4 separate regions of the Homo sapiens genome follow, and all the other regions are linked to region 4. A link is a loop called in an ENCODE intact Hi-C map of the cell type or tissue named here. Cell type or tissue: B cell. All regions are shown on one strand.

What was found. A loop is a pair of places that touch in the nucleus more often than their neighbours do. Peaks named below come from ENCODE experiments on the same cell type or tissue, not always from the same donor. Only the 100,000 strongest peaks of a DNase experiment are listed, where the experiment ranks them.
Region 1: it touches region 4 in a loop (15-fold over the local background); 8 of 110 quality-filtered maps call a loop at or near these places.
Region 2: it touches region 4 in a loop (11-fold over the local background); 6 of 110 quality-filtered maps call a loop at or near these places.
Region 3: a loop joins it to region 4, with 13 times the contacts of the local background. A loop is called at or near these places in 7 of 110 quality-filtered maps.

Annotation. Positions count from the first base shown.
Region 1 is chr18:46,095,250-46,103,249 of GRCh38, reverse strand. It overlaps ATP5F1A (ATP synthase F1 subunit alpha), which reads left to right and starts at 4,954. Exons shown (of 12, transcript NM_004046.6): 1 at 4,954-5,078. The coding sequence starts at 5,019. RefSeq lists enhancers at 5,289-5,438, 4,355-5,554, 5,529-5,588. In B cell, no CTCF peak of the experiment used is centred here; a DNase peak (open chromatin) is centred at 4,919; H3K4me3 peaks cover 2,398 bases; H3K27ac peaks cover 2,676 bases.
Region 2 is chr18:45,871,399-45,879,398 of GRCh38, reverse strand. EPG5 (ectopic P-granules 5 autophagy tethering factor) reads left to right here. Exons shown (of 44, transcript NM_020964.3): 33 at 185-386; 34 at 951-1,023; 35 at 3,057-3,163. Among named protein-coding and RNA genes, the nearest start is that of SIGLEC15, 50 kb to the right of the region's middle. In B cell, no CTCF peak of the experiment used is centred here; a DNase peak (open chromatin) is centred at 4,418; H3K4me3 peaks cover 832 bases; H3K27ac peaks cover 1,893 bases.
Region 3 is chr18:46,023,740-46,031,739 of GRCh38, reverse strand. PSTPIP2 (proline-serine-threonine phosphatase interacting protein 2) reads left to right here. Exons shown (of 15, transcript NM_024430.4): 3 at 7,054-7,131. It also overlaps the pseudogene LOC100422497. Among named protein-coding and RNA genes, the nearest start is that of PSTPIP2, 45 kb to the left of the region's middle. In B cell, no CTCF peak of the experiment used is centred here; DNase peaks (open chromatin) are centred at 3,539 and 3,843; H3K4me3 peaks cover 941 bases; H3K27me3 peaks cover 1,881 bases.
Region 4 is chr18:45,964,033-45,972,032 of GRCh38, reverse strand. EPG5 (ectopic P-granules 5 autophagy tethering factor) reads left to right here and starts at 4,704. Exons shown (of 44, transcript NM_020964.3): 1 at 4,704-4,856. The coding sequence starts at 4,794. RefSeq lists an enhancer at 4,444-4,945. In B cell, no CTCF peak of the experiment used is centred here; a DNase peak (open chromatin) is centred at 4,652; H3K4me3 peaks cover 1,712 bases; H3K27ac peaks cover 1,221 bases.

The DNA.
Region 1 (8,000 bases), 130 kb before region 4:
GCGACCTCCAACCCCCGTCCCCAGGCTCAAGCAATTCTCCTGTCTCATCCTCTCTAGTAGCTGGGATTACAGGCTTGTGCTAGCATGCAGGGATAATTTTTTTATTTTTAGTAGAACGGGGGGTTTCACCACGTTGATCAGGCTGGTCTCAAACTCCTGACCTCAAGTGATCTGCCTGCCTCGGCCTCTCAAAGAGCTAGGATTACAGGTGTGAGCCAACACACCCAGCCTAAAATGATTTTCTTTTCAAAGGAAACTTACTAGCAAGCCAAGCTTATTTATTATTTATTTTATTTTATTTTTAGAGACAGGGTCTTGCTCTTTCGTCCAAGCTGGAGTATAGTGGTGATCACAGTTCACTGCAACCTTGAACTCCTGGGCTCAAGCAATCCTCCCGCTTCAGCCTCCTTAGTAGCTGGGACTATAGGCGTGCACCACCACACCCAGCTAACTTTTTGTATTTTTTGTAGAAAGAGGGTCTCACTATGTTGCCCAGGCTGTTTTTGAACTCCTGGCCCCAAGTGATGCTCCCACTTGGGCCTCTCAAAGTGCTGGGATTACAAGCATGAGGCACCACACCCAGCCTGTCTTGCTTATTCTTTTTGCTTCAAACATATCTCTGCTCTGGCTGGATGCGGTGCCTCACACCTATATTCTCAGCACTTTGGGAGGCCGAGGCAGGTGGATCACCTGAGGTCCGGAGTTCAAGACCAGCCTGACCAACATGGCAAAACCCCATCTCTACTAAAAATACAAAAATTAGCCAGGCATGGTGGCACGTGCCTGTAATCCCAGCCACTTGGGAGGCTGAGGCAAGAGAATCACTTGAACCCTGGAGGCAGAGTTTGCAGTGAGCTGAGATTGAGACACTGCACTCCAGCCTGGGCGACAGAGTGAGAATCCACCACAAAAAACAAAAAAAAACAAAAACTAAATATATCTCTGCTCTGTAACCAAATTTCAGATAAACTGGTGCAGCCCTTCAGTATGGGGCAAAAAAAGTTATCTTTATGTCTTTTGTCCACTTTTATCACTACAAATTTTACAAAATATCCCTGCAATTTTTTTTTTTTTTTGAGAGGGAGTCTTGTGCTGTTGCCTAGGCTGGAGTGCAGTTGAGCAATCTCGGCTTACTGCAAGCTCCGCCTCCCGGGTTCACGCCATTCTCCTGCCTCAGCCTCCCGAGTAGCTGGGACTACAGGTGCCCGCCACCACACCCGGCTAATTTTTTGTACTTTTAGTAGAGACAGGGTTTCACCATGTTAGCCAGGATGGTCTCGATCTCCTGACCTCGTGATCCGCCCACCTCAGCCTCCCAACGTGCTGGGATTACAGGCATGAGCCACCATGCCCGGCCTTTTTTTTTTTTTCAGACAGAATCTCACTGTGTTGCCCAAGCTGGAGTGCAGTGGTCACTGCAACCTCCATCTCCCAGGTTTAAGTGATTCTCGTGCCTCAGCCTCCTAAATAGCTGGGATTACAGGCATGTGCCACCATGCCCAGCTAAAGATGGGGCAGGGGGTGCAGGGATCTCGATATGTTGGCCAGACTCATCTTGAACTCCTGACTTCAAGTGATCAACCTGCTTCAGCCTCCCAAAGTGCTGGGATTACAGGTGTGAGCCACCATGCCGGCTAATTTTGTTGTTATTGTTGTTGTTGTTTTGAGATAGTCTCACTCCTGTCGCGCATACTGAAGTGCAGAGGCGCAATCTTGGCTCACTGCAACCTCCACCTGGCTCACTGCAACCTTCACCTCCTGGATTCAAGCGATTCTCCTTCCTCAGCCTCCTGAGTAGCTGGGGTTACAGGTGTGCACCACCACCCCCAGCTAATTTTTGATTTTTTAGTAGAGACGGGGTTTTGCCATGTTGGCCAGGCTGGTCTTGAACTCCTGACCTCAGGCGATCTGCCTGCCTTGGCCTCCCAATGTGCTAGGATTACATGCGTGAGCCACCATGCCCGGCCTTGTTGTTTTTAGAAACGATATTTTTTCCTGTTAGCTTGTGAAAGTTGATTGGGTCATTCTTGTCATCCCCAACTAAAACAGTGTCAAGAGGTAAAGGGAAAAAAAAGCACTCAGGGCACATAACATTGCTCCAAAAATGTAATTATCTGTAAGCCTGGCTGCTGAAACTGCCCGCTATAACCTAAACCAGTTTTTTTGTTTGTTTGTTTTGAGATGGAGTCTCACTCTGTCGCCCAGGCTGGAATGCAATGGCATGATTTTGGCTCACTGCAACCTCTGCCTCCAGGTTCATGTGATTCTCCTGCCTCAGCCTCCCAAGTAGCTGGGATTACAGGCACCCGCCAACATACCCAGCCAATTTTTGTATTTTTAGCAGAGACGGGGTTTCATCATGTTGGTCAGGCTGGTCTTGAACTCCTGACCTCAGGTGATCCACCCGCCTCGGCCTCCCAAAGCGCTGGGATTACAGGCGTGAGCCACCGTGCCCGGCTGACCTAAACCAGTTTTATCTAATTAGCTGCTAAAAACAACCTGCAGTGACTCTAAGGATCGTTTTACCTAGTTGCCATTACTTGCCAATCAAAACTTGCCAGCTCCCCAAAACCTTACTAGTGACAATGAACTTTCTTAAAGAACAATATACAACAGTTCTCTTTTTTTGTTGTTTGTTTTGATATAGGGTCTTGCTTTGTTGCCCAGGCTGGAGTGTTCCGGTGTGATCACAGCTCACTGCACTCCCAAACTCCTGGGCTCAAGTGAACCTCTCATCTTGGCTTCCCAACGTGTTGGGATTACAGGCATGAGCCACTGTTCCTGGCTATATTTCTCTTTTACAAAAATAAAACCTCTAACCATCTGTTTGTTCTTCTGACGTACCAAAGACCACCCTGTTTGTGTGTATGCCCTGAATGGCAATTATTGCTTCCCAAATGTTTTAAATTTATAGATTTGTCTCTGTATTTTATTTTACTTGGACAGCCTTTTTCTTTTTCTTTTCTTTTTTTCTTTCTTTTTTTTTTTTTTTTTTTTTAGATGGAGTTTCACTTTTATTGCCCAGGCTGGAGGACAGTGGTGCAATCTGGGGCTCACTGCAACTTCTGCCTCCCGGGTTAAAGCAATTCTCCTGCCTCAGCCTCCCCAGTAGCTGGGATTACAGGTGCCCGCCCCCATGCCGGGCTAATTTTTGTATTTTTAGTAGAGATGGGGTTTTGCCATGTTGGCCAAGCTGGTCTCGAACTCCTGACCTCAGGTGATCCACCCGCCTCAGCCTCCCAAAGTGCTGGGATTACAGGCGTGAGCCACTGCGCCTGGCTTGGACAGCCTTTTTGTACCCCTGATTCCCAGGAGAACTGCTGCTCTATTTTCCCATGGCTTACCTTGAAAAGAGTAGGATACTAGAGAAAAGGATGGCTAATCACGTGTTTACAAGCCATGTTTCAGGAGATGACCCTTGTAGCCCGGATATTTATTTGCCTCACCAAAATTCAGGTTCTAGGTGTAAGCCAGGATTTGGGGGATGGAACTGAAAATGCTTCTCCAAACGGTGAAAAGCGGGCCCAGCGCAGAGGCTGAGGAGGAAGGATCACTTGAAGCCAGGAGTTCGAGACCAGCCTGGGCAACATAGAGAGACCTCCCCCCACGCCCTGCCCACCACCGCCGTCTTTACAAAAAAATTAGCCAGGCATGGTGGTGGGACCACAGGGGCACAGGCTGAGGTCAGAGGATTGCTCCAGCCCAGGAGTTCCAGGCTGCAATGAATGGTGATAAACCCACTGCACTCTTTCCTGGGCAACAGAGTGAGACCCTGTCTTAAATAAAATAAAATAAATAAATAAAAAAAAAAGAAAAGTGAAGGCAACGTTAATAAGTGTCCACTATGACATAATAATAACCAGCATCACACACACACACAAATCTTGCATATATCACAAAAATCTCAGTATGGTAATTCTGTGGAGAAAAAAAAAAAGCCCATCCAGGTAAGCATAGAAAGTGTTTTTTCATCATCTCCCTTTGACTCCAAATGAAGAAGCAGAGTTCCCAATAGCATGAACTAGATGTTGGCAGAGGAAAAAGCGAGTCCTCGTCCTATCCTGGTGTAAACTTCTGATTCTGGACAATTCTCAGTAGGATTGGCAATGACTCTTCTAGGCCTCCTTGTGATTGTTGATATATTTTTTTTAATTTAAAGTTCCGGAATACATGTCCAGGACGTGCAGGTTTGTTACACAGGTAAATGTGTGCCATGGTGGTTTGCTGTAACTATCATCCCATCACCTAGGTATTAAGCTCCGCATGTATTAGCTATTTATCTTGATGCTCCCCTCCCCCGGTTATCAGGATTTTTAAACAGTTTGCTCTAATTCACTGACAGGATTCTTTTAGAATGAATCTAAAAAAGCTGGGAATCTTTAACCTGAGCGCAGATCGGATCACGTGGAACGGTGCTGGTGTTTGTTAAAAATTCAGATTGCCCCGAATTTTCGACTCAGAGGGTCTGAAGTGGGGCTAAGATCTGCAGATTAACGGGCTCCGTGGGAGGCTCCCTGCTGGTGGCCAGTCCCGGGGTTTAGCTGTTCACTGTTGCTACTCGTGCTAAACCACGGTCTAACACTACCGACACTATTAATCGCCCTGGTCCTCAAGACAGCCGCGACCCCAGACGGGTGAGGCCCTCATCCTCTAGCACCAGATGGGGCCTGGGAACTGCTGCTTAGCAGATTCAGCTACCCACGTGGTCACCCGGGGCAACCACAAGGTCGACTCAAAAGACCAAAATAAATGTATAACGAATGCCAGGACCAAAGCCGGAATATATCTAATCATTCATTTTGAGGTTTAAACTTAAAAATGTTACATAAAAAAATAAGTAACCTGCCAAAAAATGCAGAGTGGCGGCGGGGGCGGGGGGAGAGGTGGTGAACGCGAGGGGCAGTACTTCCGGGTCAGGTGGGCCGGCTGTCTTGACCTTCTTTGCGGCTCGGCCATTTTGTCCCAGTCAGTCCGGAGGCTGCGGCTGCAGAAGTACCGCCTGCGGAGTAACTGCAAAGATGCTGTCCGTGCGCGTTGCTGCGGCCGTGGTCCGCGCCCTTCCTCGGCGGGCCGGACTGGTGAGCACCGAAGGCCGGCATGATGCAGGCGGCCGGGTGGGGCTGCAGGGTGGTGGTGCGCCGGCTCGGGCGCTCTCTGCAGGAGGGCGAGGGGCTGTGGCGAATGCCGCCATCTTGCACCCGTGGCTTCTCCGGCTGGACAGAGCAGGCGACACAGGTGCCCTTTTGCTCGTCACCTGCGCAGAGGCAGAATGGTACAGGGCAGACAGTTAACTCGATGGTGTCCAGAGACAGGGCCTCAAGATTCCTGTCTTCGGCTGACAGCGGCCCTAGAAGGGGGATCTTGGGTGAAGGTCAGGGCTTGGGCGCTAGCTCTCCGAGGCCTGTTCTGAATCGGTGAGGTTCCTCTCTTTCGATTCTTAGGGTCGCGTCCCGCTGAAGGTCAGAAAACTGCTGTCAGCTCTTGTTGAAGCTAGTCAGTGGAGTCTGACATTGTGTGAAGGTCAGCAGGCCCAGCATTTCACCTCTGCCTGGAGCTCAGTTTAGAGGAAAGGAATAAATGAAGGTGGTTTTTGGAATACTTACGTAGGCTTTCTCTTAGTGCTGAATACGAAACGACCGTGAAAACGTCCTGCAGGTGCAAAGAACCATTTCATGTGGCCAGCACTGTGACAACAGTGAAGCTGGTTTCTAAATTGTCTCTCCGGCAGAGTGTGTGCTTTGTGGCACTTGGACGTGTTTAAAGAATTTGTCCTTGAGTTTTCCACCTGGTTTTGAGTAATTTTTAGTGATGGAGAATTCAAGTAAAAGAGAACAAGGTTGGAAAATGGCTGTAAGGATTAATACCCTTCGTTATTTGTTTCCCTTGAAATTAACATGATTTCAGTGTAAACGCATTGACACTGACACTTTTTTTTTGTTCTAAAAGTAATCTCAATTTGAAAGGTGAAATAAACATGTTGGCTGTTTTGCTGCCTTAACAACCGCTGGTAGCATCTTGGGTTTCTGTTAACAAAAAAGCATTTTTAACGGTTTTCATCTAGCTCCTATGGAAGGTAGAGGCTTCAGAATTGACAGTGACCAGTCGCAGTATTACAACTTGAAGGAGAAACTGAAGGAAGTTCCAGGTGGCTGCAGGATTTGTTGAGAGAGTAAAATAAGTCCACATGCCACAACTCTTGGTTTCTAATCTAACTCTAGCATTTATTCAGTTTTTGTTTGCTTGTTTTTTTTTTTTTTTTTTTTTTTTGAGATGGTGTCTCGCTCAGTCGCCCAGGCTGGATTGCAATGGCGTGATCTCCGCCCACTGCAACCACCGCCTCCCAGGATCAAGTGATTCTCCCACCTCAGCCTCCCGAGTAGCTGGGATTACAGGCACCCGCCGTCATGCCCTGCTACTTTTTGTAGTTTTTCGTAGAGACGGGGTTTCACCATGTTGGCTAGGCTGGTCTTGAACTCCTGACGTCAGGTGATCCGCTCGCCTCGGCCTTCTGAAGTGCTGGGATTACAAGCATGAGCCGTCGTGCCCGGCCGCTTGTTGTCGTTGTTGTTGTTGTTGTTTTTAAGTAAAATTGGAACTACTTTGAGTTTTGCCCCTTGTAGGAAGCTGTTTATCTTAGAATTCCTGCAACTCCATTAAAATACATCTAAAGTCAAAATAATAAAAATTGGGTACCTTTAAAGGGAAAGACACTTACATTTTGTTAACAGTTGCTTTTTTTTTTTTTTTTTGAGACGGAGTTTTGCTTTTGTCGCCCAGGCTGGAGTGCAGTGGCGCGATCTTGGCTCACCACAACCTCTGCCTCCCAGGTTCAAGCGATTCTCCTGCCTCAGCTTCCCGAGTAGCTGGGATTACAGGCATGTGCCACCACGCCCAGCTAATTTTGTATTTCTAGTAGAGACGGGGTTTCTCCATGTTGGTCAGGCTGGTCTCCAACTCCCGACCTTAGGTAATCCGCCCGCCTTGGCCTCCCAAAGTGCTGGGATTACAGGCATGAGCCACCGTGCCCTGCCAATAGTTGCTTTTTAAAATACTGACTGCCAGGCCGGGTGCAGTGGCTGACGTCTGTAATTCCAGCACTTTGGGAGGCCAAGGTGGGTGCATCACCTGAAGTCAGGAGTTCGAGATCAACCTGGCCAACATGGCGAAACCCTGTCTCTACTAAAAATAAAAAAATTAGCCGGGCATGGTGGTGGTCGCCTGTAGTCCCAGCTACTCAGGAGGCCGAGGCATGAGAATCGCTTGAACCTGGGAGGTGAAGGTTGCAATGAGCCAAGATCGTGCCCCTGCACTCCAGCTTGGGTGACAGAATGAGACTCCGTCTCAGAAGGAAAAAAAAAATGTGTGTGTATATATATATTTACTGCCCAGTAAATATATATTTATTTACTGCCCAGTCTGGGCAATATGATGAAATCCTGTCTCTATAAAAAAAATAAGTACAAAAATTAGCCTGGCCAGGTGGCGCACTCCTGTGATCCCACCTACTGGGGAGGCTGAGGTGGGAGGATCACCTGAGCCCAGGAAGTCGAGGCTGTAGTGAGCCGTGATTGAGCCACTGCACTCCGACCTGGGTGACAAGAGTGAGACCCTGTCCCAAAAAAGAAAAAAAAATAAGCCGGGTGCGGTGCTCACGCCTATAGTTCTAGCACTTTGGGAGGCCAAGGCGGGTGGATCACTTGAGGTCAGGAGTTCGAGACCAGCCTGGCCAGCATGGTGAAACCCCGTCTCTACTAAAAATATAAAAAATTAACCTGGTGGAGGTGGCGCACCCCTGTAGTCCCAGCTACTCGGGAGGCTGAGAATCGCTTGAGACTAGGAGGTGGAGGATGCAGTGAGCCGTCTCAAAAAAACAATAATAATAAAGTACAGACTGCATTTTAAAAATATGCGAGTGTTTACTGTGTACTAGGAGCTGTATAAAAGGTTTTCACATATATCAAAAGCTACTTTCCCATTTGACATTTTAAACAAAATGCTTT
Region 2 (8,000 bases), 93 kb after region 4:
AAGACTCTACCTCAAAACAAAAACAAAAACAAAAAACCATTGATTTATTTCTCATATGCTTTATATTTTTGCCACTCTCTTATAAAGTCAAAGACCTACTATATACACCCCCATCACAGTGTATCATAACACTTTACTAAAATACATATTTAGTAAGCATTTTTTGACTAGTTGTCTCTTCCAGGTAATGGAGACTATACAGTGGCTTTCAGACTTTTTTTATAAGCTTCGGTTATCCAAGATGGACTTTAAAAGCTTTGGTTTATTCTCAAAATGGAGTCCTTATATGGCTGATGTGAAGACATTCTTGGGCTACCTTGTGAAAAGGCTGATTGACTTAGAAATGACCTGTTTGGCCCAAGACCCAACTGCCAGCAGGAAAACAGGTAATATACTTCTCATGCGATGTGGAGCTAGGTGTTTGGACTTTCCATTAAGAGAGATTTAAATAGGCACATTAAGAGATTTATATTGAGTGTCAAGGAGAGAAAGTAGAAATATATAGAACAGGCATGAGCCCATATATGTGTCATATATGTCACAATATATGAATGGATATATTCATTACATAGTGAATGTAGGGTGCTTGCTATAGCTTGTCTCTGCCCCTCCTTTGCAGGTTGGGGTACAGAGAGGTTTCAGTTTCCAACCCTTTCTGTCATTTGTCTTACTAAGATGGGGTTCTAAATCTTATACATTTATCTTTTTTAAAAGTGTGTTATAAAATTATCCATGATATTGTATTGTAATACAAATTCTTCAATTCAGAGAAATTCCAGTGTAGCCAATGAAAACGTAAACATACATAGTTACACTAAGCATGTTGTTTATACATTAACATAGGTTTATGAAGCTACAGATAATAAGAGGTAGATTTTTCTATATAATGTGAGCAGTGATATTGACAAATGACAAATGATGACCTTTGTTTTGTCTCTAAAACTTTTTAGTGCTGAAATCCCTACATTCAGTAATCATTCAGCTCTTTAAGCCATGGATCCTGGTTTTAGAGGACAACGAAAGGTAAACAGTTTTTTAGATATTCAAATTCCTTTGACGTTTGTAGACTTAAAATTCTAAATGGTATTTGGTAGAAGTGATGAGTTCACAGATTTAATTTTTTAGTGTAAGGCCATATTTAAATTTAGAAAAGGCTTCTTTTCAAAACTTAAGACATTTTCTATTTATGGAATTGCTAGTCTGGATCATCAGAGATATTATCTTGATAATAATTTTGGAACAAAACTGGACACTCATTTCCAGTTTTCCACAATAAGAGGTTGAATAAACTTTAGTGTTTAATTTCAGAAAAAATGATGCTGTTCGCTTGAGGGTTTTATGAGACTGATTTTTCTCTACTACATCAGTTGTGTTTTGGAACTAAGTTGGCTATAAAATTATTGGGTGGGAATTACCTTTAAATCTAGGACTCTTCAATTAAAGCATTATTTCACAAGCATTTGAAATACTTAGAGGTATAGAGCTGTCCAAATTCAGTGAGTTGCCTTCTGAGTCTTTTTTTTCCCTGAAAGTATACAAGCAGAAGCTAGTTGAACTTGTCAGGGTTTTATAAAAATTACGACAGTGGTAAACATCACATTATAGGAGTTGTTTTCAAAAACTTGAATTTGATTCTGAGACTCAGAGAACATGAATGTCAAACTCAAGTCTCATAGCTGGTTGGTTAGTGCTGAAGCTGCGACTAGAACTCAGGTCTTAGACTTCTGTTTCTAGACTCTTTGCATTAACCCATGATGCTTTACGAGCCACTTAAGGAAAGTATAAAAGGTTCTGAATGTTTGCTTTTGCTAGAGGGCTATCTGAATAATCTGCAAGCTTCAGGATTTTATAGTGACTGTGTACATATAGACTGCTTACCATAGTGCTGGCTGCTTGTTTATTTCCAGTAAGAATTAACGGAACCTATTTGGATATTGAGTTTTCTAGACCAGATTCAGAAAATAAAAAAAAATTTTTTTTAAGACAGAGTCTCACTCTGTTGCTCAGGCTGGAGTGCAGTGACGTGATCTTGGCTCACTGCAACCTCTGCCTCCCAGGTTCAAGCGATTCTCCTGCCTCAGCCCCCTGAGTAGCTGGAATTACAAATGCATGCTACCACGTCCAGCTATTTTTCAATTTTAATTTTTATTTTTTTTGTATTTTTAGTAGAGACAGTGTTTTGCTATGTTGGCCAGGCTGGTCTTGAACTCCTGACCTCAAGCAGTCTGCCCACTTCTGCCTCCCAAAGTGCTGGGATTACAGGCATGAGCTCCCGTGCCCAGCCAATTAAATTTTTCATATAAAGAATTTCTCTGGGCCAGGCGTGGTGGCTCATGCCTGTAAACCCAGTACTTTGGGAGGCCAAGGCAGGTGGATCACTTGAGGTCAGGACTTCAAGACAAACCTGGCCAATATGGTGAAACCCTGTCTCTGCTAAAAATACAAAAATTAGCTGGATGTGGTGGTCGGTGCCTGCAACCCCAGTTGCTCGGGAGGCTGATGCAGAAGAGTTGCTTGAACCCTGGAGGTGAAGGTTGCAGTGAGCCAAGATCGTGCCACTACACTGTAGCCTGGGTGGCAGAGAAAGACTCTCTCTCTCAAAAAAAAAAAAATTTTATTTGCTCATTTTCTATTTGTTAATATTTGGCCATCTCTTTGTTATGTGAATTTGATTTTTTTTTTTTAATGCTTTGAGTAGAGAAAACTGTTGAAGCTGACTTAGGGTGTTTTTCTACGGCATTTGAAATGTAACCAAGATGTCCAAGGGTCTAAATTTGATGTAAAAAGATGTTAATTTAAGGGTTATTTAGATAGCACATTTTTGAAATCTAATTGCATTGGAATAAAGGGTATGAAGGAGATGAAAGAAAATTATATGGCTGGTGTTACAAGCTACAATTCGCCTGCAGTTATTTACAGCCTTTTAAGTATTCTAAATGTGTGTCAGGCCTACATAATGGACAGGCTTCCAGGACTTAGGCCAGCCCTAGACACTGGGACTTAACAGTATTTTAATCACGGTTGCATTCCTAAGTGTGTGCTTCTTTTCTTTAAAGCAGCCAACAGCGGCATTACCCCTGGCTAGAGAGTGATACTGTGGTGGCCTCAAGCATTGTGCAGCTGTTCACTGACTGTATTGACTCACTGCATGAGAGTTTTAAAGGTAGGAAGATGTCAGGCTGTCTCTGCTTAGTTTTCATTTTTCCCTAAGTCAGTCAGTCTTTTTCTTCTACTTTCCTCTATTTAATTTTTATTTAATAGGCAGTTATTTGTGACTGAAGAAAAGTCGCTGATACAATTATTTAGTGTTAAGTGTGTAACTTTTTTTTTTTTTTTCTTTTGGAGATGGAGTCTTGCTCTGTCGCCCAGGCTGGAGTGCAGTGGTGTGATCTGGGCTCACTGCAGCCTCTGCCTCCCAGATTCAAGCAATTCTCCTGCCTCAGCCTCCCGAGTAGCTGGGACTACAAGCGCATGCCGCCACACCTGGCTAATTTTTTTGTAGTTTTAGTAGAGACGGGGTTTCACCATGTTGCCCAGGCTGGTCTCAAACTCCTGAGCTCAGGCTATCTGCCCGCCTCGGCCTCCCAAAGTGCTAGGATTACAGGTGTGAGCCACCACGCCCGGCCTTTAGGTGTGTAACTTCTTACCTTTTTTTGTTAGGTTGCTCTGAGTTTCTCAGTTATGGTAAATTTGCAGTCTTTCTCTCTTCCAATATTGCCTGTCCTGCATGTTGAGTTTCTTCCTGTCCTCCCTAACTCTTAACCTCTTTTTCATATTTTCTGTCTTTTTTTGCTTTATTATGGGTAATTTCTAGAGGTCTTCCTTCCATTTCTTTAGTCTCTCTCCAGCTCTGTCTCATCTGCTTAAAATATATCAATTGAATTTTTCATTGAAGTGATTATTTTTTCCATTTCTAGATCTATTTGTTTGTTTTTCAAATGTACCCTGATCCTTTTTGGTAGTATCTTTTCTTTCATTTAAAATTCTATTTTTTATTTCCTTAGAATTTGTTTAAACATGCTTACTTTATGATGTATGTACATTAATTCTATTATCTGAAATTCCTGTTGGGGGTTGTCTTATGCTGCTGTTTAATTTTCCTTTGGATTCTTGTTCTTGGAGGCATGTTTCCTTGTGTGTTTTTAAATTTTGTATTGTGAGCCCATATTTAGAGAGACTGATGGGAATCTCATAAGGCCTAGGCTGAGGGTGTGTAAGTCCTCCAGAGAGGATCTACATTTGTTGTCAATTGGAACTACTTAACTTCTTGGTTTGGGGTTTCCCGTGCTACCAGTTACATGAAATGAAACCCCAAACTCACTTGCGGGCTGGCCTCAATTCTCACAGTAAACTTTTTGATCTCTCCTGACTCACAATCTAGGGTAAGGCAGAGAAGTTTCCTCTTTTGCCCCATTCTACCCTTTCAGTAAGAATATAGTCCTTAGAAAACCTCATGTTCTGTCCTCTTGTGCTGTTAAAACTCAGCAGGCAAATAGTCCTCGGTTGGCTGGTTTCAGCATCTGTTTAACACTCTGGCTTCCTCTTTGCTTCTGGCCCATGGTGTTTTCTTCCACTGAATACACCTAGTGCCCCTGTGGCTGCCATGTGTTTGTGTGGCATTTAGTTATAGAGTGATATGGTTTGGCAGTGTCCCCACCCAAATGTCATCTTGAATTGTAGCTACCATGATTCCCATGTGTTGTGGGAGGGAGCCAGTGGAAGATAATTGAATCATGGGGGCGGTTTCCCTCATACTGTTCTCCTGGTGGTGAATGAGTCTCATGAGATCTGGTGGTTTGATAAGGGGTTTCCCGTATTGCTTGGCTCTCATTCTCTCTCTTGCCTGCTGCCATGTAAGACATGCCTTTCATCTTCCACCATGATTGTGAGGCCTCCCCAGCCACATGGAACTGTGAGTCTGTTAAACCTCTTTTTCTTTGTAAATTACCCAGTCTTGGATATGTCTTTATCAGCAGTGTGAAAATGAGCTAATACATACAGTTAAGCATATGTCATCCAGTTTTGTTTTTTTTTTGTAATAGATTTTATTTTTTGTTTAACGGACTTTATTTTTTAGAGCAGTTTTAGGTTTACAGCAAAATTAAGTGGAAAGTACAAGAATTCCTTTATACCTTCTGCCCCCACACATGCACAAGCCTTCCCCACTCTGGACATTCCACACCAGGGTGATACATTTGTTATAATTGATGAACCTACATTAAGGCATCATTATCAATGAAAGTCCATGATTTACATTAGTGTTCTCTCTTGGTAAACACATTCGGTGGGTTTTGACAAATGACAAATAACATGTGCCCACCATTGTGGTATCATACAGAGCAGTTTCACTGCCTTAAAAATCCTCTGCGCTCTGCCTGTTCATCTCTCCCTCCCCTCAACCCCTGATCCTTTTACTATCTCCATAGTGTTACCTTCTCTAGAATGTCCTATGGTTGGAATCATAGCATTTTCAGATTAACTTCTTTCACTTAGTAATAGACATTGAAGTCTCTTTATGCCTTTTCATGGCTGGATAGCTCATTTCATTTTGTCTGGCTGTACCTTATTTGTATTTCTGATTTATCTTTTATATATCTTATCTTACCTTGAAGAGGTGTAAACTCTTCATAGAATAACAGAAATGTTATTCTTTGCTTCTTTTTGCTCCCTACAAAACTAGGGTAATGCCATATTCTCAGTGTGTGTTTGATAAATAGTGGTTCAATGAGTAACACATGAAATCCTAGTAGTACTCAATTATTTTTTTGAAAGGCAGACTTCTAGCTGCTTTTTACCATCCAGAATATATTGATTACTGAGAAAAAGATTTGAGCACCAAATTATAATCATAAAGGCTATATATTTAATTTCTTTTTTTTTTTTTCCTTTGAGACTGAGTCTCACTCTGTTGCCCAGGCTGGAGTGCAGTGGCAGGATCTTGGCTCACTGCAACCTCTGCCTCCTGGGTTCAGGCGATTCTCCTGCCTCAGTCTCCCGAGTAGCTGGGACTACAGGCGCCCGCCACCACACCCGGCTGATTTTTGTATTTTTAGTAGAGACGTGGTTTCACCATATTGGCCAGGCTGGTTTTGAACTCCTGACCTTGTGATCCGCCTGCCTTGGCCTCCCAAAGTGCTGGGATTACAGGCATGAGCCACCATGCCCAGCCATATTTAATTTCTTAGTATAGGGGAAAGCACCCCAAGGCTCTCTTGCCCCTGTATATGAATAAAATAAGAAAGTGGCATAGGACAGAAGGGTTCACAGACATCAAGACTTGGTAGCTGGGTTCAAAGAAAGGAAACAGGAGAGCTTTGCAAGGTAGGATGAAGAAGTATTGCAGCTTTTTAGTGAGGTTATCTGATCCACTAGCTCCTTCTATGGATGAGAAAAGTGGGGACCTGAAAATGAAAAGAATTTATCTGACGTCACAGAATTTGTGTCTTGGCTGGAACTATCAGCTCAGTCTATCCTAAGACATCCTTCTGGATATCTTCTACATACTTACCCAACTTTATCTAAACAAAACTGTCTTTTATCCATATTTAAACGAATGCTATCATTAACCTCTGTCTTAAAGGTTGTTAAAAATGTGCATTCCTGTTCCATGCCGGGTTGTGGAATTGAGGGTACAAGCATGTTAGAAATGAGAGTTGTCTGGTACAATGTGTTGATGCTCATTGGCTTTTTTTTTGGACAAGGAGTCTCACTCTGTTGCCCAGGTTGGAGTGCGGTGGTGCGATCTTGGCTCACTGCAACCTCTGCCTCCCTGGTTCAAGCAGTTCTCCCACCTCAGCCTCCCGAGTAGCTGGGATTACAGGTGCCTGCCACCACACCTGGCTAATTTTTGTATTTTTGGTAGAGACAGAGTTTCACCATGTTGGCCAGGTTAGTCTCGAACTCCTGACCTAAAGTGATCTGCCTGCCTCGGCCTCCCAAAGTGCCGGGATTGCAAGCGTGAGCCACTGCACACAGCCTCGTTGGCCATTTTTTAAAAGATTTGTGTTGAGAAACCATCAGGTTTCTGTTCTTACTGTGTGTGGCTCTCTCTTCTTTGACTGCATTCCATTAGCATGGAACCAGAAAGTCTGAAACCACTTGTTTTAGACTAAATGTCCCTTATATAGTCATTAGCCCTTGAAGGCATTAATGGAATTGATACTTGTGAGGATAATATTGAGTAATAATCCAGGTCTCAGAAAAGCGTGAGATTTATTTTAGAATGACTTACATGAATGACAGTTAATGGACTAGTTTCATTGCACCAAGGGTTAATTAAGTTTTAGTCATTTGGAACATTTCCACCGTTTCTAAAATTAAAAAATTAATGTTATTTTTGATTAACAAATCATAATTATATACATTGATGGGTACAGTGTGATTTACAGTGTGGCATGATTAAATCAAGATAATTAAGATATCCATCACCTTGCTTACCTTTCATTGTTTATGATGAGACATTTAAAGTTGGTTCTCTTCTGATTTCGAAATACGTAATGCATTGTTGTGGACGGTAGTCACCCTGCTGTACAATAGATCCTGAAACCTATTCCTCCTGCCCTCTGAAACTTTGTGCCCTTTTGATCAGCAACTCCTCATTCCCTCCCTTTTCCCCTGACACCCCACAGCCTCTGGTAACTGTCATTCTATTCTCTACTTCAATGAGTTCAACTTACTAGATTCCACATATGAGTAAGAGCATGTGGCATTTGTCTTTCTGTGCCTCGTTTTCTTCACTTAGCATGAGTTCTCCAGATTCATTCATGTTGTTGCAAATGACAGGATTTCCTCCTCTTCTAAGGCAGACTGGTATTCCATTGTGTATATACACCACATTTAGAAAAATCCATTCATCTTTTGAAGGACACTTAGGTTGTTTCCATATCTTGGCTATTGTGAATAATGCTGCAGTGAACATGGGAGTGTGGTTATCCCTTCTCCCTATCGATTTCCTTTCTTTTGGATATATACCCAGAAGTGAGATTACTGGATCATATGGT
Region 3 (8,000 bases), 60 kb before region 4:
CAACAAAAGAGTCTAAAGAAATCTTAATGGATATAATTCTGCGGCTAAAAGGATAAAATGCCTGTATATTATATATTTTTAAAAATGAAAATGGACTGAACATCTTTTTACATGTAAAAATATTAAATGTTCATTGTAGCATGTTATACATTTTTATATAGATACAGTGAACAGAGATTCAGAAAGTTAGAAACAGTTACTAGGGAGTTAAGATGCATCTTTTTCTATAACTAGAGTCAGCTTCAGGTGCACTTTACATTGTCAGGAGCTGGAAAATCTTTAGAAGTAGAGTCGAAGAATAGAGGCCTGAGAAGAAACAGGTTTCTTGCTCAAACTGTAGTACTGAGTACTGTCTAAGACCAGAAAGGCATGAAGGAGAAATCACTTGCATGGTCTCAGAGCAAGCAGATAGGGCTGCCCACAGTACCAGGAGCAAGATGAAGCCAAATCACATAACAGCCATGCAAATGCACCTCCACCAAAAAAGGAGAGAAGGAAGGAATGAAGAAATATATCAAGGCAAAAGCAACAAAGAACCAGAGCCCATAACTCAAGAACAAAGCCAATCCAACATGTGGATAACTGATCCCAAGTAGAAAATTTACCCAAAGGAATAGTGGAAGTATTCAGAGATATAATACAGGAAAAATGTCATGAAAGGAAGGACTAAATAGATCTGAAGGGCACACTATGAACCAGGAAACTCTGATACACAGTAATCAATACTGATTATGATTACATAAGGATCAATGTTAACACACATCCTGGCTAAGTTATTGAATTAAATAAAGAATTCTTCAAATATCAAGGAAGGAAAAAACAAGTTGTCTATACAGAAATAATCAGGGGAAATTTGGGATGGCCCCAGGCTTCTGTACAATGACAGAAGCCAGTGGAACAAGTTCAGCCAAGTTCTGAGGAAATATTTAAGAACATTCGTTATACCAGTGAGGTTGTCAGTCCAATATAAAGTCCACAGGTAAATAGTCTCAAATATGAAAGAACTCAGGGAATACCAACCCCCTTCCTACCCTTGAACTATTTTGGCAAAAGATTACGTAGTGATAAAATTTAGTCAAGCAAGAAATGAATCCAAATTAAAATCTTCAGGATGAATAATTGTGGTAAGAGGACAATTATTGAGCCTCAAATTCATTGTAATAAATAGTTCAGACTAAATAACTGGGGGAAATATGATTGGAGAACAGAATATGTTATACACAAATGAAACAAAATGTAAACAATATTGAGGAGGTGGAAGTACAACAATGCTCATTATCTAACACTTCCGGCATGCTGTCAAACATCTAAAAATGGTCAAAAACACAAACAAATTGTTAAAATGTTTTCATATCTCTATCCTCTTACTTTTTTTTTTCAAACAAAAGCTGCCACATGTTTATTAAGACATTACTGGTTCTTAAGCACAGCTGGCTCTATAAGCCATTTTCCATATATTATCACACATTCAGGAAAGTTTCTGAGACGATATATCAAGACAGGCTTCTCTTGTGACTCAACTGGACTTCAAATAGTCTCTTTAGAAGTCTGAGTAATGGTGCAACCTATAATCAGGGCCTTGCCCTTTTCTTTCTTTCTTTTTCTTTTCTTTCTTTTCTTTTTTTGAGTCGGAGTCTTGTTCTTGTCACGGAGGCTGGAGTGCAATGGTGCAATCTCAGCTCACCACAACCTCCGCCTCCTGGGTTCAGGTGATTCTCCTGCCTCAGCCTCCCAAGTAGCTGGGATTACAGGCACCTGCCACCACACCTGGCCAATTTTGTATTTTTAGTAGAGATGGGGTTTCTCCATGTTGGTCAGGCTGGTCTTGAACTCCCAACCTCAGGTGATCCACCCGCCTCGGCCTCCCAAAGTTCTGAGATTACAGGTGTGAGCCACCGCGCCCAGCCGGCCTTGCCCTTTTCATTCCCCAAGGCAAAGTATCCACCTCTGAGAGAAAATTCCATGGCGTAAACATGAGAAATAGTTTTCTTTTTAATGACTGGGAAGTTTGAAATACTGTACAGGAAGGAAGATGAACCAATGACTGCTTCTTTCATTTTTCCTGAAGCAATTGCCAATATTTCTGTAGTAGGATTGAATGTCAGAGAATTAACACCTGTAACCAAGTTCATTATAGCTTTCATTGGCTTTGGGTTTGTTCCTTCGAGACAAGAATCTTGATTATTTATATTTACTGCTCCACAATTAGAACCACAAGCAACTGTCCATTCCTAGATGTGGCAATGCTTAATCCATATAAACTGCCTTAATCAACAAATCTGTTAAGGCACCTCCTTGAGTTCACATCCCAAACATAAACTTCTCCATCCCCGAAGAGGCATATACTTTCTTACTATCTGAAGAGAACGTGGATGCTGCAACCCTTCCATTAATTTTCATGCTTCCAATCAGTTCTTTGGTCTTCATCGATAGCAAATGCAAATACCCAGCAATGCCATTTATGAGCAAGAAGGACCCATCTGGGGAGACATCTTCAAAGCTCCTCACTATCTTCTTTCAAACCTCTCACTTGATGCACAGGAATTAATTTCCAGCTAGCATGTCATAGACATAAAAAACCTTGCTGTGAGTACTCATGGCTAAAACTTCTTCCCCATTAGCACTAAAATAAGCCTTACAGTTTGGAAACCTTTCCAAACAGGTGCTCTGGATTTTAGGATTTGTTCTTCCATCAACCTGAAATAGTGATATAGGTTATCTAATCCAGCGACCATCACAATCTGTGCACAAGGACGGAACTGCACAGATGAGATCTGAGCAGCAGAAGGACGTTCAGCATTACCATGCTGGCAGTTCTTCATCTTCAGGATTCCTCTTGGAAGAGAAGTTGATGTGGATATGAAATTCCCAGTCCTTTGCAACAAAGCATCTTCATCCTCTTCACTTTCATCATCTGAAGTTGTTTTCAGCTTATTAGTCTCTGCCCAGGCAGGTACTCCTCCCACGGCATGCTGGAATTCTTCTTAAAGTCGCTTCTTAAGTTTGTCTTTCTAAAGTTTACTTTCACTAGCATTTTTCATCATTATCTTTCCGAAACCGATTGTTCATCATGTCAACCATTTCCTCATCTTCATCTTCTTCATCCACCCAAATTGGCTTCTTTTGAGGTGCACAATTACCTTTTGCTTCATTCTCCGCTTCTGAGTCTCCCAAGTCTTCATGTCCTTGAACCCACGGACCCCGCAGACGCCGCAGCAGCGTGTCCTCGTCGTCCTCGACATCGCCGAAGACCAGCTCCTCCAGGCACCACTCCACGGCCGGTTTGTCTTCTCCAGCGTCGGGCGGTTCCGCTGCCGGAGCCGTCTCTCCTCTTCCCTCGCCGCGCTTGGCCTGGCCGGCGGTTTTCGCTGGGATGAAGCGGCAGCCTTTTGGGGCGGCTCGCTCGGCCCCGCTCCGGCTTTCCAGTCCGCCCTCGTTCCGGGCTAACGCTTCGGCTTCGCTGCGGTTCTACTGTGCAGTTTCATTCGGCTCCTCAGTTCCCGCGGCATCGTTAGGTTTGAGGAGAAACGCAGGCGCTCGCGTGAAACCTCACTGCGCATGCGCGCCTCTTTTCTTTTTGAGACACTGTCTCACTCTGTCGCCCGGGCTGGAGTGCAATGGCGCGATCTTGGCTCACTGCAACCTCCGCCTCCCGGGTTCAAGCGATTCTTCTGCCTCAGCCTCTTGAGTAGCTGGGATTACAGGCACGCGCCACCACTCCTGGCTAATTTTTATATTTTTAGTAGAGATGGGGTTTCACCATGTTGGCCAGACTGGTCTCAAACTCCTGTCTTCAACTGATCCGCCTGCCTTGGCCTCCCAAAGTGCTGTGATTACAGACGTGAGCCACCGTGCCCGGCCCTCTTACTTATTTTCATAAACTTTTTCTTTTAACCTCAGAAAGATCTTTGAGGAACTAATTTTTCCTATGGTAAAGAGACTATTATTTCAATTTTAGTAATTCTTTCAGCTTCACTTCAGTTTTTTTTCTTCTGTGAAATTAAAATCAGATTAAAATTTCAATTTTTATTTACTTATTTTATTTTATTTTATACAGGGTCTTACTTTGTCATCCATGCTGGAGTGCAGTGGCGCAGTCACGGTTCACTGCAGCCTCAAACTCCCAGGCTCAAGTGATCCTCCTACCTCCGCCTCCTGAGTAGCAGGGACTACAGATGTGTGCCACCACACCCAGCTAATTTTTGTATTTTTTTGTAGAGACAGGGTTTCCCATGCTGCCTAGGCTGGTCTCAAACCCTTGGGCTCAATCGATCCTCCCACCTTGCCCTCCCAAAGTGCTGGGATTATAGGTGTGAGCCACAACACCAGTCCAAGCTATTTTTAAAAGGCATGTGGCATATGGTCTTATTCTTTAAAAAAAATTTTTTTAATATTTTTATTTATTTATTTATTTATTTATTTATTTATTTATTTATTTATTTTTGAGATGGAGTTTTGCTCTTGTCGCCCAGGCTGGAGTGCAATAGTGCGATCTCAGCTCACTGTAACCTCTGCCTCCCCGGTTCAAGCGATTCTCCTGCCTCAGCCTCCCAAGTAGCTGGGATTGCAGGCATGCGCCACCATGCCTGGCTAATTTTTTGTATTTTTAGTAGAGGCAGGGTTTCACCATGTTGGCCACGCTGGTCTCGAACTCTTGACCTCAGGTGATCCACCGCCTTGGCCTCCCAAAGTACTGGGATTACAGGTGTGAGCCATTGCACCCGGCCATATGGTCTTATTCTTTAAAAATTATTTGTTGCATGCATCTGTTCATCCTTCCTATTTGTATACCTGCAGAAAGAAATCCCTGTTACAATCATCATCAAATATTAATACTAATTAGTTTTAGTTGGTGGAATTTTGGGTTGTTTGTTTTCTTCTTTGTACTTTTCCTTCCTATCATAGTGCGCTGCAGCCTTGAACTCCCAGGCTTAAGTGATCCTCCTGCCCCATCCTCCCCCAGTAGCTGGGACTACAGGTATGCACCACCACACCCGTTTATTTCATTTATTTATTTATTTAATTTTGTAGAGGCGCGGTCTTGCTGTGTTGCCAGGGCTGCTCTTGAAATCGTGGTCTCAAGCAATACTCCCGTCTTGGCCTCCCAAAGTGCTGGGATTACAGGCATCAGCCACTGCACCCATGCCCAGCCTGTACTTTTCTTCATGTTTATTTTTGAGTAATGAGCATGTATCATTTTAATAAATTGGGTAAAATCATTATTTAGAAAAGACAAATGACAGGATGGGAGAAACTTTGTAACATATGTAAGAATAAGTTGTATATACATAGTCTATAAAGAACTTCTACCAAATTAATAGGAATAAGGCAAAATGCTCAGTTAAAAAGTTGGATGATAACTTACAGAAGAAGAAATGCAAATAAACAATAAGCGTATAAAATGATGCACAACCACACTAGAAATCAGGGAAATGCAAATTCAAAAAGAAGTTCTTCCTTTCTTCAACCTCCCTCTCACACTGGTAGCAATTTTAAAAGATTATTTATATCCACTGTGGGTCAGCATTCCTGGAAATGGGAGCTCCTGTACACTTTTTGTGGAAGTAGAAATTGAGAAGACTTTTTTGGAGGACACTTTGGCACTATTTTTCAAAAATTTAAAATGCATTCTTTCCCCTGACCTAGTAAATCCACTTTCTCAGAACTCTCAGAAAAACACTCTCAAGCTGGGTGTGGTGGCTCATGCCTTTAATCCCAGCACTTTGAAAGGGTGAGGCAGGTGGATCACCTGAGGTGAGGAGTTCGAGACCAGCCTGGCCAACATGGTGAAACTTTGTCTCCACTAAAAATACAAAAATTAGCTCGGCATGGTGGCGCACACCTGTAGTCCCAGCTGCATGGGAGGCTGAGGCAGGAGAATCGCTTGAACCCGGGAGGCGGAGGTCGCAGTGAGCCGAGATTGTGCCACTGCACTCCAGCCTGGGTGGCAGAGTGAGACACTCTCAGAGATGCCCGTGGATATATGTCCACAGATGTTCAGATGTTCATTTAGGTTTTTTTCTTTTTTCTTTTCTTTCTTTCTTTTTTTTTTTTTTAGTGGTAGTGAAAACTGGAAATAACTCAGGAGACTTTGTACTACAGAGAACTCCATATTGTGAATGTGGTGGATCCCTATGTGCTGATAAGGAACATTCTATATGATGTGTTACTAGGTGAAAAACAGAACAGCAAATAATAGAATGATCTCAATTACATAAACATGAAAGTTACACATATGTGTATATGTGAGATATGGGCATGTAAATGCAGAGAAAAGGGACTGGAAAGCTAACTATTAACCTTGGCAGTGGCTGCCCCTGGGGAGAGCAGTGGAGCTGGAAGAGAGTGGGAAGGTGCTGGCGTGTTTTAGACTGTCTACCTTTGTGGTGTTACAGTCTTTTACCGTGAGGATATATTCATTTATTACTTATATAATTTTTTTAAATCTGAAGAAAAAAGTAGGGTAGATGAGCCTAAATCACTCTGTCCTAATCGTATGGTTTATATAAGGCTGGGCTGAGACAGAAGTGGAGATGGTGACAAAAAGCAGTGGGGAGAGGGGAAGGGGAAGGAGGATGTTTAGTGCTGAGACCGACCCTGCAATGCTGAGTAACAATCAGTGTTTTTATAGGGCATGCTGACTGCAGAGTTTCTTTCCTGAAATCCCCCTTCCTTTGGTACAGTTTAGTTGCGTATTTGAATTGCTTGTGAATGAAGGGCTCTATAGCATGGTAAAGGGCACTCTTAGAAAAGATGGAGGAGGGTTGGGCATTTCTTATTCCACTTAAACAAATGTTCAGTTTTACTGTAATGTTCGCATAATGTCCATGTTAGGGACTTCCAGCTGGAGAAGACCACCATAGAGATGAGGGCCATCGATCTTTTTACAGTTGTTCCCTATCATACAGAGGGAGTCTTGCATTTTAGAGAATGGTGTTGTATCTGAGCTTCTATGGTCACAGGTGCAGTTTTGCTTTCCAAGGGAGGGTCATTGTGTCTTAACAAAGAGTCAGCTCTGAGAAGGACCCATAACCCTCTCTTCTGTTCCCCTAGGGCAGCAATTGAAGAGAGGTATGGCAAAGATCTGCTCAACCTCTCTAGGAAGAAGCCGTGTGGACAGTCTGAAATCAAGTATGTATCAAGTTTTTTTCTGGTTTCCAGGTTGGTTAATAATGCCTGGGAGCTCCCTCGCTTCAGCAGACAGAGTTACCAGGAGGTTGAAGTATGCTGGCTGAAAAAAAAATTTTTTTGGAGATGGGATCTCACTATTTTGTCCAGGCTGGGCTCAAACTCAAGATCCTCAGTCAGGCGCAGTGGCTCATGCCTCTAACCCCAGCACTTTGGGAGGCCGAGGCAGGTGGATCGCTTGGGCCCAGGAGTTCAAGACCAGCCTAGGCAACTTGGCAAAACCCCATCCCTACTAAAAATAGAAAAATTAGCCAGGCATGGTGGCCCATGCCTGTAGTCCTAGCTACTTGGGAGACTGAGGTGGGAGGATGGTTTGAGCCCAGAAGGCAGAGGTTGCAGTGAGCAGAGATTGTGCCACAGCATTCTAACCTGGGTGTCAGAGCAAGACTCTGTCTCAAAAAATTAAAAAAAAAGATCCTTGCATCTCAGCTGTCCAAGTCACTGGGAATACAGGCGCGTGTCACTGTACTTGGCCTGAAAAAAATTATAATTTTTTTTATTATTTTCAATTGTGAAAAATCAAGACAAGCAGAAAAATGGCTAAAGTGGACTATGAAGCCACAACCTGTTATTAATACCTTCTAAGTTTTTCTTGAAGTTTTTTATATGTACACCTTTTCGTAGGTAGGGCTATATTATATATATTTATACTACAAATTTAATAGTAGAGCTTCCTGTGTGTGTATATGTGTGTGTGTGTATTGTATGTGTGTGTTTTTTAAAAGCAAGAGAAGACAAGAGGAAGGGCAATGTCCTATTTGTCCCCATTAGGACCTCTGAAGAGACATAGACTTCTGGGCGTCTCTGCAAGT
Region 4 (8,000 bases):
AATTTAGTTTTTGTTAAGTCTTTTTTTTTTTTTGAGACAGAGTCTCACAGGCTGGAGTGCAGTGGCGCAATCTCGGCTCACTGCAACCTCCGCCTCCCGGATTCAAGCGATTCTCCTGCCTCAGCGTCCTGAGTAGCTGGGATTACAGGTGCACGCCACCACACTGGGCTAATTTTTGTATTTTTAGTAGAGACGGGATTTTACCATGTTGGCCAGGATGGTCTCCATCTCCTGACCTCGTGATACACCTACCTCGACCTCCCAAAGTGTTGAGATTATGGGCGTAAGCCCCCATGCTCGACCTTTTTTTTTTTTTTTTTTTTTTGAGACAGGGTCTTGCTCTGTTGCCCAGGCTGGAGTGCAGTGGTGCAATCTCAGCTCACTGCAACCTCCGCTTCCCAGGTTCAAGTGGTTCTTGTGTCCCAGCCTCCTGAGTAGCTGGGATTACAGGCAGGTACTTGTAATTACAAGTAGTACGGGATTACATGCCCGGCTAATTTCTGTATTTTTAGTAGGGACAGGGTTTTACCATGTTGGGCAGACTGGTCTCGAACTCCTGTCCTCAGGTGAGCCACCCACGTCGGCCTCCCAAAGTGCTGGGATTATAGGCGTGAGCCACCATGCCCGGCCCAGTTTTTGTTAAGTCTTCAAGTTATCTTTATACATACCTCAACATTATTTTTATAAATCTAATAGAGTTTCATAGTCATGTTCAAGGGGGAACCTTAACAATTCATCCACTCACATTCAACAGACCAAAGTCCCTTAAACAATTGGTCCCATCATCACTTAAATTCCTTCAAATGTTTTATACTACAGTATTAAATTCAAAATATTAATTTTTTTAATGTTGCCTGAACTGACCAACCAACCATTCTAACTACTTAAACCATCCTACTAAGGTCTAACAAATTTTTTTTTTTTTTTTTTTTTTTGAGACGGAGTCTCACTCTGTTGCCAGGCTGGAGTGCAGTGGCATGATCTCGGCTCACTGCAGCCTCCGCCTCCTAGATTCAAGCGATTCTCCCGCCTCAGCCTCCCGGGTAGCTGTGACTACAGGTGTGCACCCAGCCAATTTTTGTATTTTTAGTAGAGACGGGGTTTCACCATGTTGGCCAGGATGGTCTCGATCTCTTGACCTCGTGATCTGCCCGCCTTGGCTTCCCAAAGTGTTGGGATTACAGGCATGAGCCACTGCACCCAGCCACAAATTCAGTTTATAAATATGATAGATCTTAATTTCTCAGAGATATTCCATGATTATGTAAGCCGTATAAAATTATCTTATTTTTAACTAAAATATATGTAATCTAAAATCAGGTAGTAAAATACATATTTTAATTTGGAATCATAAGGTCTATATCCTTTAATTTGCCAAATTATCGTAACCAGTACAAGCACTTTAAATACAAAAAGATACAGTTTATTCCTAATTTAACACAAAAGGATTATGCTGTCAGCTTAAATTACTTTATCTGCTTTGTATTTGACTTTCCTGAGATGATACTTTACTTCCAGGAATTGGTTTACTTTTTTTTTTTTTTTGAGATGGAGTCTCGCTCTGTTGCCCAGGCTGGAGTGCAGTGGCGCCATCTTGGTTCACTGCAACCTCCGCCTCCTGGGTTCAAGCGATTCTCCTGCCTCAGCCTCCCAAGTAGCTGGAATTCCAGGTGTATGCCATGACGCTACGCTAATTTTGGTATTTTTTTAAGTAGAGATGGGGTTTCACCATGTTGGCCAGGCTGGTCTCCTGACCTCAAGTGATCTGCGCTGCTCTGCCTCCCAAAGTGCTGGGATAACAGGTGTGAACCACCACTGCCGGCCTGTTTACTTTTTCAAGCTACTGTCTCACAGGTTGGGTTTAGCAGCCCTGGGAACTCAGGTTGCTTATCAGTCAGTTGTCTGGCTGGGACATGAAATCCTTGACTGCATATGTTCGGGAACTTTTCTGAGCCCCTGCTCCCATTGTCCCTTTTAAAATTGTTGCTGTGGCAACAGAGACTTCAAGTCTATATCCTTCAAAAGGAGTAGTTTCAAAACCACCTTCTCGGTTCAAATTATATCATTACCTAACTGATTGTTGCTTTACCTTTTGTTTGGATTCTACTGAACTTGAATTGTCTGGCTGTTGGCCTCACTTTCTGAAATTAATCCAACGACAGATAACTTCGTGATGGAAAATGTAGGTCTCCTTAGTAGTTAGCCCTCTGCCAGGTGACTTCGTTTCCACCTCCCCTTATATATTGTTCTTCCTTCCTCTCTAAATTCTCTAAATCTCTGCTTATACAGAGCAATCTGGCTCTCTCTGGCCTCTCCAGTCATCATACATCATACTCACATTCACCATCTTGAGAAGTGCAGTAAGCCACATAAATGCAGCAGAAGTACCTTATGCAGTCCTAGGAGGCTGTGGTTTTGAGTTGCTTTTTTTTTTTTTTTGGAGACGGAGCCTTGCTCTGTCACCCAGGCTGGAGTGCAGTGGCACGATCTTGGCTCACTGCAGCCTCCACCTCCTGGGTTCAAGCAATTCTCCTGCCTTGGCCTCCCAAGTAGCTGGGACAAGTAGCTGGGACTACAGGCGCACGCTGCCAGGCCTGGCTAATTTTTTGTATTTTAGTAGAGATGGGGTTTTACTGTGTTGCCCAGGCTGGTCTCGAACTCCTGAACTCAGGCAATCCGCCTGCCTCGGTCTCCCAAAATGCTAGGATTATAGGTGTGAACCACTGTGCCAGGCTGAGGTGCTTTTTAAAGAACCTTCATTTCTTTCCTCCTTCTCCTCTTTCTCCCATCCTCCCTGATTAACCTCTTTTTTGTGTGGAACTCACCCCTGCCCTGGTGTCATCCCTTCATTCAGTCTTTCCAATGTATGCCTCTTTTACCAGTTAGGCGATGATACACGTATCACAATGTATCTATGCATTGTGTCTGCTTCCCAACTAAACTGTAAAACATGCAAATTGAGAGTAGGGTCAGTTGTGTTTTGCTGACCAAGTAGTGGGTAGCACATAGAGAACTTTAAATGTCATAAATGACTTAAACTGGGAGAGGTCAGAGAGCAAGGGTATTCCAGACTGGGAGAAATATCAGCAAAAGTTATGGATAGTAATGGTGGTATAAAGATTTTGTTTATATTGGCCAACTCTTTGCAGGTGATAACTTTATATACATGCACACACACACACACACACACACACACACACACACACCAGGACATACAAAGTACATGTATATTCTGAGTAGCTTAATAATTTTTGTTGTTGAGGATTTGGGAACAAAATACACGAAATTGTATTATATACTCAATTAAAATATCATCACAAACAAGCAAACTGCATCTCTGAAGTCTTTTCCATTTTTCATGCCATATTGCTGGATTTTTTATTCTAGGGTATGCTACAGGTGGGTGGATGGTCTTTTTCCTCCCTCCCATACACTCCATTTCCTTTTCTTCTTTTTCTTTTCTTTTCTTTTTTTTGAGATGGGAGTTTCGCTCTTGTTGCCCAGGCTGGAGGGCAATGGTGCGATCTCGGCTCACTGCAACCTCCGCCTCCCAGGTTCAATTCTCCTGCCTCAGCCTCCCGAGTAGCTGGAATTACAGGCGTCCACCACCATGCCCGGCGACTTTTTTGTATTTTTAGTAGAGTTGGGGTTTCACCATGTTGCCCAGGCTGGTCTTGAACTCCTGACCTCAGGTGATCCACCCGCCTCGGCCTCCCAGAGTGCTGGGATTACAGGCGTGAGCCACTGCGCCTGGCCCACTCCATTTCAACGATCTTACCCCACCGCCAGACAAAACTCATACTCATTTGTGTGATTCACGAAATATTTATTTAGTATCTACTATGTGCTACTACGTGCAGTGTTCTAAAGACCCTTGGATACATCAGGCAACAAAATTAAGAACCCTGCCTTTGAGGATCTTACATTCTGGGAGGATTGACAGACACTAACAATAAGGATACAAGCAAATCACAGAAATCCTAGAGCTGGGAAGGGAAGATGTGGACAAGTTTTTCACATCTGGAAATTTCAAATGAAGCACACTGTAAAATGTATACTAAGAATACTTTTACGGATCTTATTTATCTTGTTACCTGTTTGCCTGTCCTTTTAGGAGCACATGTCTTTTTTCCAGTCTGGGAATTTGTACAGTAATGATAATTAATAACTACCATGTACCGACATGCCTGCCGCTACCAGGCACCTTTCTGGGAGAGCCCATTAAATTCTCATGACATCCGAAAAGGCAGGTGTGATCATTCCCCTTTACAAAAGAGGACGCCGAAGTGCACACCCCGATGGGCGTCAGGGTTTCTTCCTTGCGCGCAGTGCGGATTTAGGCTAACCGACTGGATCTGGTTTATCTGAAGATGAAAAAAAAGAATGGCAAACCCACTTTCCGGATTTCTTCAAGCCGACGCGGGTGAGGTGTGCGAGCGCGCCCGGGATCCGCACTGAGTGAGGTTCCGCAGAGCCGGGAGACGGAGGAGGTGGGTCAGCCTGGGTCGCTGCCCTTGTCCAGCGCAACCCAAGACACCTGCGCGCCGGGTGGAGCCAGGGCTAGGGGTGGGGCCTGGGCTCCGGGAAGGGGGCGGGCCTGCCTTCCTCCAGTGCAAATGCGTCCTGGAGTGGTTTGTCCTACGTTGCGGCCCGTAGAGGCGCCGACTCACCGCCTCTTCTCCGGGAGTGGCGGAGATTCGATCATGTGACAGTCCGGAGGCCAGAACCGGGCAGGTTGCTTGAAGCGCAGGGGTTTGACAAAAACAAACGGTGACGGCGCCGCGGAAGGGTCTATGGCCGAGGCGGTGAAGCCCCAGCGCCGGGCCAAGGCCAAGGCCAGCCGGACTAAAACAAAGGTGAGGATCTCCCCCACCCTCCCGAGGCTCTGGCAGTGTGCTGTGTCTCCTTGCTCCTCTCTTCGGCCTCCCCAGCCAATTCTACTCCCGTTCCCTGAGCCCTCTGCATCTTCCGCCTCCACCTTCCAATATTTGATCCCACCACCCGTTGACACCGGCCCTTCTCCTCCATTCCTTCTCCATATCCCCCTGCCACACTCTGTCAGGACCCCATTTTTCCTTCTCCCTCCTGTGACTTCACTGGCCTCTTCCTTTTCTGCTCTCTTGGCTTTCCTCACCTGGGTCTGGTTTCCTGCCGTGAAATAATTTTTCTCTTTCCAGCCCCATCGTTGACTCTCTCTTTACTCTTTTATATCCTAGAACATTTTTAGTCCCTGCCATGCATAAAGAGGGAATGTTCCCCTCCTCCACGCGGAGAAGGTACCTTTGGCAGAACTTTATAAGTAGACTAGTGCTGTGCCATTTCTGATCACTTTGAAAGTTCAAGATGATAGTAGTGCTGCCTCTGTTTATTTCTTATTGTCTTGATTGTTTATAAGGGGCATGAATGGCTAGAAATTAACCCAGGGCGGGACTCACACAGTAGGGAAGTGTTTGAATTTTCTGAGTTTCCTGTATTAGACTACATGTGGTATTAGAGTGATTTTAAGTTGATTTGTTTATAAGTGCAGTCTGGATTTTCATTTTATTATAGTACATATATACACATATATACATATGTACACATATATACATATATACGTACATATATACATATGTGTGTGTGTATATATATGTATATGTATTTTTTTTTTTTTTTTTGAGACAGAGTCTTGCTCTGTCGCCCAGGCCGGAGTGCAGTGGCGCGATCTCGGCTCACTGCAAGCTCCGCCTCCCAGGTTCACGCCATTCTCCTGCCTCAGCCTCCCTCCCGAGTAGCTGGGACTACAGGCGCCTGCCACCACGCCCGGCTAATTTTTTGTATTTTTAGTAGAGACGGGGTTTCACCGTGTTAGCCAGGATGGTCTCGATCTCCTGACCTCGTGATCCGCCCGCCTCGGCCTCCCAAAGTGCTGAGATTACAGGCGTGAGCCACCGCGCCCAGCCTATGTTTTGTTTTGTTTTTGTTTTTGTTTTGATATGGAGTCTCGCTCTGTCGTCCAGGCTGGAGTGCAATCTCGGCGGAGTGCAATCTCGGCTCACCGCAACCTCCGCCTCCCGGGTTCAAGCGACTCTCCTGCCTCAGCCTCCCGAGTAACTGGGATTACAGGCATGCGCCACCACACACGGCTAATTTTGTATTTTTAGTAGAGACGGGGTTTCTCCTTGTTGGTCAGGCTGGCCTCAAACTCCTGACCTCAGGTGATCCGCCCATCTTGGCCTCCCAAAGTGCCCGGATTACAGGCGTGAGCCACCGCGCCCACCCTATTTATATATATTTTCTAAGATGAACAGATTAAATGCTGCTCCCGCATGGCCAGACCTCATAATTTTGGCTTACCTGAAACAGAGTTTACATTTGGGAAATAAGGAGGATGGTATTACAAGTACAGGACATTTTTTTCCCCAGAAGTGGGTGATGTTCCAAAGCAGGTGTAATTTAAGCATGATACTGTAATCCGATTTTCTCATGGGAACAAGGTTTTAACAGGAGGGTAGTGTTCATAGGTACCATACTTAGTAGACTGTAGATGACTTATGTGGATTTCTTTCATTATGATGCTCTTTTTTTTTCTTTCCAACTTTTATTTTAGGTTTAGAGGGTACAAGTGGAGGTTTACTACATGGGCAAATGCACACCTTGGTGGTTTAGTGTGCAGATTATTTTGTCACCCAGGTAATGAGTATAGTGCTTGACAGGTGGTTTTTTTATCCTTCCCTTCTTCCCACCTTCTGCCCTCAAGTAGGCCCTGGTGTCTATTATTCCCTTCTTTGTGTCCATGTGTACTTAATGTTTAGCTCCCACTTATAAGTGAGAACGTGGTATTTGATTTTCTGTTTCTGCATTAATTTGCTTAGGATAATTACCTCTAACTGCATCCATGTTGCTGCAGGGGACACGATTTTGTTCTTTTTTATGGCTGCATAGTATTCCATGCTGAGTATTTACCACGTTTTCTTGATATGACTTTTTAAACGGCTGTAGTGGAGTTAGACACATTGGTGTATCCAGGTCTGTGAGGAGTTATTCTGGTGAGAAAGTCATTTTGGTACCAAATTTCAGGAATTTTATTTATTTATTTTGAGACAGAGTTTCGCTTTTGTTGCCCAGGCTGGAGTGCAGTGGCGCGATCTCTGCTCACCACAACGTCTGCCACCTGGCTTCAAGCAATTCTCCTGCCTCAGCCTCCCGAGTAGCTGGGATTACAGGCTGGGTAATTTTTGTATTGTTAGTGGAGATGAGGTTTCACCATGTTGGTCAGGCTGGTCTCGAACTCCAGACCCCAGGTGATCTGCCCACCTCGGCCTCCCACAGTGCTGGGATTACAGGCATGAGCCACCACACCCGGCTCAGAAATATTTTTAAAAGAAATGCTTTTGCATTGTATTGGGTTGGTAAAGAACTATCCAGGCCCAGGAGGAAGAAAAAAGCCATTGGCCAGCTATGCATAAGATCCCTAAACCTACTTAACGATGAGACTACAGGAAAAAAAAGAAAACATACCTATCCAGTGAAGAAAAAAAAAAATTCCTGAACCTATAATGCAGTAGTGCATAACACATAAATGTTAGTTGTCTATGAGAGCAGAATCTTAAGTCTTAATCTCTAGTTTTTTTCCCCCAAGATATTGATGAAACTAAAGCCTCCGGGGATTAAATATTGCTCAGTGTCATGCAGTTCGTGAGAGAACTCAGGTTAAAGCCAGAAATCCTGACTCTCAATCCAGGAACTTAATAGTTATTTCATGTATCTGTATGTCTTTTGTCTTTCCATAGATAGAATGTTACAGATGCTTTAAAAAGTCTGTTAAGGGGATTCCCTCTTAATTTATTTTGTTTAAAACAATTTCTAAATTAAAAAGTTAAAAATCTTAAGCTTTTAGATCCATCATGAAAAACCAATTGATTATATTTTTTATCCATCTTAGGCAACTTTCCTATACAAACATACATTAATTTTTTTTTGTTAAAGTTTATGAAGAGGCCTTTATTTCAGAGGCATTT